Regions from separate parts of the Mus musculus genome. Here region 2 is linked to region 1. The links are chromatin loops, found by intact Hi-C in ENCODE. Cell type or tissue: left cerebral cortex. All regions are shown on one strand. Links, peaks and the distances in the headings refer to the core of each region. The heading gives the core; the rest is flanking DNA. Region 1 holds the start of Gm38615 (a long non-coding RNA gene). Region 2 overlaps Adgrd1 (adhesion G protein-coupled receptor D1).

What was found. Hi-C counts contacts between places; a loop is a spot of excess contacts. Peaks named below come from ENCODE experiments on the same cell type or tissue, not always from the same donor. Only the 100,000 strongest peaks of a DNase experiment are listed, where the experiment ranks them.
Region 2: a loop joins it to region 1, with 4 times the contacts of the local background. A loop is called at or near these places in 7 of 42 quality-filtered maps.

The regions. Positions count from the first base shown.
Region 1 is chr5:129,062,125-129,065,039 of GRCm38, forward strand. It overlaps Gm38615 (a long non-coding RNA gene), which reads left to right and starts at 1,454. Exons shown (of 3, transcript XR_868544.1): 1 at 1,454-2,360. In left cerebral cortex, for the core only: a CTCF peak has its summit at 1,345 (motif pointing right); a DNase peak (open chromatin) is centred at 1,353; H3K4me3 peaks cover 305 bases; H3K27ac peaks cover 474 bases.
Region 2 is chr5:129,117,582-129,120,496 of GRCm38, forward strand. The region is part of intron 4 of Adgrd1 (adhesion G protein-coupled receptor D1); the gene reads left to right. Among named protein-coding and RNA genes, the nearest start is that of Gm46923, 2.4 kb to the left of the region's middle. In left cerebral cortex, for the core only: no CTCF peak of the experiment used is centred there; DNase peaks (open chromatin) are centred at 1,430 and 1,584; H3K27ac peaks cover 1,009 bases.

The DNA.
Region 1 (2,915 bases), core at 243-2,742:
CATTTTACTCCAGGAAAAGAGGTCTGAGGTATCTCTTGGTGCCACTGAGGGAAGGAAAAACTGGAGACACATTTGCGATGTGACTTCATGGATTTCTACCTAAAAGAGAGGCATCCAAAGCCCCAGATATGTAGGTACCAGCTATCGAGGATGAAGCTAAAATGACATTATGTGGGCTGGGTCACATTAGACCAAGCCATTCACTTACCATCCACACTGTTGGGAACTCTGGAATGCCTATTCCAAGCTATGTCCTGAAATGATATCCTAAGCTTTGGCAAATGGATTCTACAGAGGCCCCACTAGGAAAAGGGCTAGTGAGGCTCAACTGGAGGAGGATGGCTTTGCAGTGGTACCCAAGCCTCACATCCACTACAGCAGCTCAGATGATGCCAAGCAGCAGACACACCAGGCAAGCTGGGAAGTCGTCTGGCCAAGGTGGCTTCTGAACGTCAGAGCCTGGTTAAACGAGTTTACTCTAGGGGGGTGGGGGTGGGGTGTTCTAAAATCTTAGGGATACTTACTGGGTCTTTGGAGGACAAGATGGTGGCCTAAGACCAAGGCACAGCCGTGGATGCTGCTTGCTTTGTTTATACAGGCTATTGGCAGGTGAGCCGTAGTGGCCTTCCAAACGTTGATGCATGTGTGCTCGAGTCTCTGAGATCTTGTCACAGAGCAGTTATGATGTGACTTGGTGGATCTGGGTGAGTCTGAGAGTGTATTGCCAGCACACGATTGATACTGGCTCTGTAGTTCTTGGGTCATATGATTGTAACAAAGGCTCTGCACATGATGTGTCCCAAATAGCGGCCTCTGAGGGATGGCCACTATAAACTCTGCTCTCCCTTTGGCCTTTTCTCTCCATCATTAGCCCAAGGAAACCAAGTGTCCCCAGGATGGTAGCTTACATATTTCTCTAAGTCATAAACTCCTTCACCCACTAGGTGACCTCAACTATTGGCTGAGGGTAGGAGATTAAGAAAATAGCACGTCCCCTTGTTGTCACAGTCTGTCACTGTAGTTTGCGAGGTAATCACACAGCCTGCCAGTCTGATGCTAAACGCTGTGTGGACAGGAAACACAGCACAGGGCAGGATGCCAGTCAGCTCTAGAAGTTAGGATTGAAATTCTGGGTGGAGGAAGCTTGCCGAAAGAATGTCAGCTGGTGGGGAGAGGGACCTTCGGCAAATAAGGGCGGCAGGACTGAATGTCTGGATCGCTAAGGAAGGAGAAAAATAAGGAGGTGAGTCTGAGGAAGGGCGAAGATGGGGTGCCCCCTTGCTCGGGCTGTTCTACAGAAAACAGCGAGTACTGGGGAGCCAGCTAGTAAGCGCGAATTTACAGAGAATGTCCACCAGGGGGCAGCAGAGCAGAGGGATCAGAGGTTCTGTCACAGAATTCTAGAATGGGGGAGGAGGCGTTGACGGGGTAAGGGTGACGGGGGTGGGGTTTGGAGTCGGGAGACAGGACTCGCGGGGGTGGGAACCACAACACGGGACCCCAACAGGCACTCCACAATTGTCTTTTTATCTCAACTGCCCTCTGGTACTCTTTCTGGATGGCAAGTTCCCAGGACAGTGTGGTCCTAAGAGATGCTCACCCGGCCTCATTCTTGGGACCTCTGTATAGCAGTTCCGGGTAGCCACCCCCCTCATGAACTGTTGAGGGGCCCTGGCAGATGCACGGGAGGTTTTCCAGATGGCAGAGGTGCTTAAACCCTGCATTATCTGCGAGGAAGGCTGGTGGAGTGGTCTGGAGGACAGGTGGACAGCCGTATTCAGTGTGCGGGGGTTGGTCCTACCTCGAAGGCATGACCAGCCTGCAGATTCTTCTGTGGATCTCCCACCGTCTTGGCATTTGGAGAAGAGGGCTCATGGCGGAGTGGGCAGGAGGCCGTTCTCAGGTGTGGAAAGGCTACTCCAGCTGTCTGGTTTGCAATCATTAAGTGTGAATTAGGACAGAGCAAAAGCTCTTTCCTTCCTTCACAGCTCCCACCACCCCTCCCCCGCCCCCGTTTGTTTAGATGGAGACATGGTGGAAAAAAAAAAAAAAAGACTCCAGCAGAGACTCCAGCATCCTGTGATGCACTGAACGCTAGCCGGTGTCCACGGAGGTCCGGTGACTCGGTATGCACAATGCCACACACTTGGAAACTGGAAACACATCTACATGGCCCTGTGCAGCAACTACAGGGACCAATGGAGGCCACACTTCTCTCTCCTGTCACGGACTTCAGCTCCCAGGAGCAACCCAGGAACCACCAGAAATGCCAGCCGGCCGGGATGTCAAGCCCTTTCAACAGGTCCCTGATCGATGTTCCTGCCAGAGTAGCTGCTTGTGGCTGTCCCTGTGGCCTATGTGTAAGGCTCTTTGGGGCTGACACACTGCAATTCTTTTTTTTTTTTTTTTTTTCCTGACTTTCTTTTCATTTTGAGCACAGGTGTGCTGACGTGGCCCGGTGGGATGACGTGGTTGGTGAATGGAAGGTGACTAGAACACATGTTGGGGACTTGTGTGCTGACCTGTAAATACTTCCTTCACATGACTGATTACACACTCTCTCCTTGCCTTAGTGTGTGTGTGTGTGAGTATGTGTGTGTGTGTGAGTGTGTGTGTGTATGTGTGTGTGTATATGTGTGAGTATGTGTGTGTGTGTGTATGTGTGTGTGTAGGTCAGATGTCAATGTGGGGAGTCTTTCTTAATTGCTCTCCAGAGTAGTATTATTACTACTATGACTTTTAAAGGACTTTAATCTTTTATTTTACCTTATTTTATTTTGAAAACTTTTAAAACTATGTGTATTGATGTTTTGCCTGCCTGAGGCCATCAGATCCCTTGGAGCTGGAGTTACAGACAGCTGTGAGCTGCCATGTGGGTGCTGGGAATTGAGCTCCGTTCCTCTGGGAGAGCAGCC
Region 2 (2,915 bases), core at 167-2,666, 55 kb after region 1:
CTTTCCCAGCATGCCTCACTCTGCTTTCATAGTCCATATATTCTCCTATCCCCTTGTACCTTCAGGCCTCTTCCCCTCCCTTTCTCACAGGCCCCTTCTGGCTTCTCTACAGACACTCCAAATTAAACACACAAATCTAAGACTTCAAAGCGAGGCTCTGTGTATGAGAGCGAGCACGAGACACTGTGTCTTTCTTTCTACATGGGGGTGACCTCACTTAGTATAATGTTTTCCACTTCCCCCCATTCTCATGTAAATTTCATGATTTCATTCTCTTCTAAAGCGGAATAAAATTCAGTTGTGTAAAGGTACCACCCTCTTATTATTCCTTCAGCAGTTGATAGACAGCCAGGGTAGTTTCATTTTCTGGCTATTGTGTAGAGAGGAACAGTGAACATCACTATACAAGTATCTCTGTGATAGGATATATATATATATATATATATATATATATATATATATATATATATTCATGGGTGATATGATTGGGTGGTAAGATCCTATTTTTAGCTTTATGAGAAACTGTGGAACAATTTTAAATGTTCAAGTGTCAAGGTCTTGATGTTTGTTAACCTACAGTTTGAGCTGGTCCCCAGTTCAAATGACTATCAAAACACATCAGGCTGGGTGTTTCTCTCTCTCTCTCTCTCTCTCTCTCTCTCTCTCTTTCTCTCTCTCTCTCTCTCCATCTTGCTTTCTTTCAAGACAAGAATTACAAGAATTCACCCCACACCTGATTTTATACAAACTCAGGGCTTCATACACACTAGGCCAACACTCTACCAATTCAGACACATACCGAACTCCGACCATCAGCTTCAGGGAGCCAGCTATGTTCCTCCAGTTACCGTTTCCCCCACTACATAGAGCACCCATGTGCAGAAGCTCAGAGTGGGAAGGAACTCTCTGGGAATCTGGGCTTCTACCTGCAGACCTGGGTCTCTGTTCGTGCTTCACTTACTTGACAAGAGCCTCTGCCTTAGCCCTGCGGTCCCTGTGTGGCAGCTCCTCCACAGGACTTGGTGATTGATGGTAGAATATTGTCACATTTCCTTTCTAGTCTCTGGCACTGTCGGGGACTCTGTCTGGACCACCCCTAGCTCTCTGAGACCTTTACAGTGTTCAACACAAAGCGTCACTCACAGTGCATTTAGTGAGCAGACACAGCTGGTCTGGATGCCTCCTGGATGCTTCTGTCTAACTCAGCGCATCCTCAACAAGGGGCTGTAGAAAGATTAGGATTTACCGATGCTAACAGGGGCAAAATACGGAACCAATGTGCTGTGTTATGCTTATTTCTTTCCCCTTCAGACTTCCTTCTCTGTGTTGATGATCTAAGCTTTTGACAGGTGCTCTTGTGGGCACATTGTGAATCTTTCCACACCACGGAGACACAGACTGATATTTCAATGAGGGCTCCGGCAGACAGGAGTCATTACTTTGCAGGTTGGCTGAGCTAAAATAAGCGGCTTCACCAGCAGAGTTCACGGCCCGCTTTTTCCTCGTCCCGGTTCAACACTATCCTGAATTTTTAATTTTTATTCTTATTACCTAACACCGTATTGAATTTTTCATTTTTATTTCTCTTCCTGGGCAGAGGCACATTTGGCAGAGACAGCATCATTTTGAGTTGAGCGAAAGGAATTTTTTTTTGTAAGCAGCCACATTTTTTTTTCCTTTGAGGGGCGGGGAGCTGGGAGGAAGGACTTCCATGAATCCTGCTGGGGATACACTTCACAACAAAAATTTCACAATGTGCCTTGTTCATTTCCATATAAAACTGCTTGTTTCTGAGGGCAGTGAGGTGGATGGGGGAGGGGCAGGGTACCACCCGAGCTTTCTGATGGAGAAAGCTCAGGAGGGAGAGATGTAATTCCCCTCCTCCAAACAGAGCTAGGGTGGCCTGGACCACACCATCCCTCAAACCTCTGCGCTGCCTCTCAGCATCACCCTATACTAGTGGCTGAGGTCTATCTGTATCTATAGACAAATTAGATATATAGATATATTAGATAGAAAGATAGATAGGTTATAGATAGATAGATCTATAGATCTATATAATGATAGATAGATAGATATATAATTTAATTAAAAAAAAAACTTCAACTCTGGGGTTAATCCCATGGCCAGCATCCTGGGCAAGTGCTCTATCACTGGTCAACATTTTCCACCTTCTTCTTACTTTTCTTTTGAGAGACAGGATCTCATTAAGTTGCCTAGGATGGTCTTGAACTCGCTTGAGCTTGTGATCTTCCTGCCTCAGCCTCCCAAGTACCTGAGTTGATAGACCTGCACCACCATGTTTGACTGGCTTTATTTATTTCTCCATTTTTCATGTACATGTATGTGTGCGTGTTTACATCTCTCTGTGTGTGTATGTGTGTGTATTGTGTGTGTGTGTGGGGTGTGTGTGTGTATGTGTGTGTGTAGGAGTGTGGGTATGGGTGTGGGTGTGGGTATATAGAGGCCTGAGGTTGATATTAGGAATCTTCAGTTGCTCTTCAACTTTATTTCTTGAGACAAGGTCTCTCAATCAAATCCAGAGCTTATGGATATGGTTTGTCTTGCTAGTCCCCTGCTCTGGGGACTCTCTGTCTCAGCACTCTGAGGATGAAATTACAGTCAGGCTGCCTTGGCCAGGCATTTATGTGGGTCTATAGAGATCCAAATTCCAGAAGTCACACTTGCCCGACAAATGCTTGAACCTCTGAGCCATCTCCTGGATCTTGATTTTCAGGTTTGAATCCACCCAGAGCAATTCTGCGTTCTTACCGGTGCTGCATGTCACATTGACACGTATATGCTGAGGACAAACCAGAGCAGGGAAAATGGAAATCTGTCATCCCAAACATTCGTCATTCACTCATCATTTCTCGGGAGCATTCAAAATCTTGAGATTCCTCTTGGATAGAAAA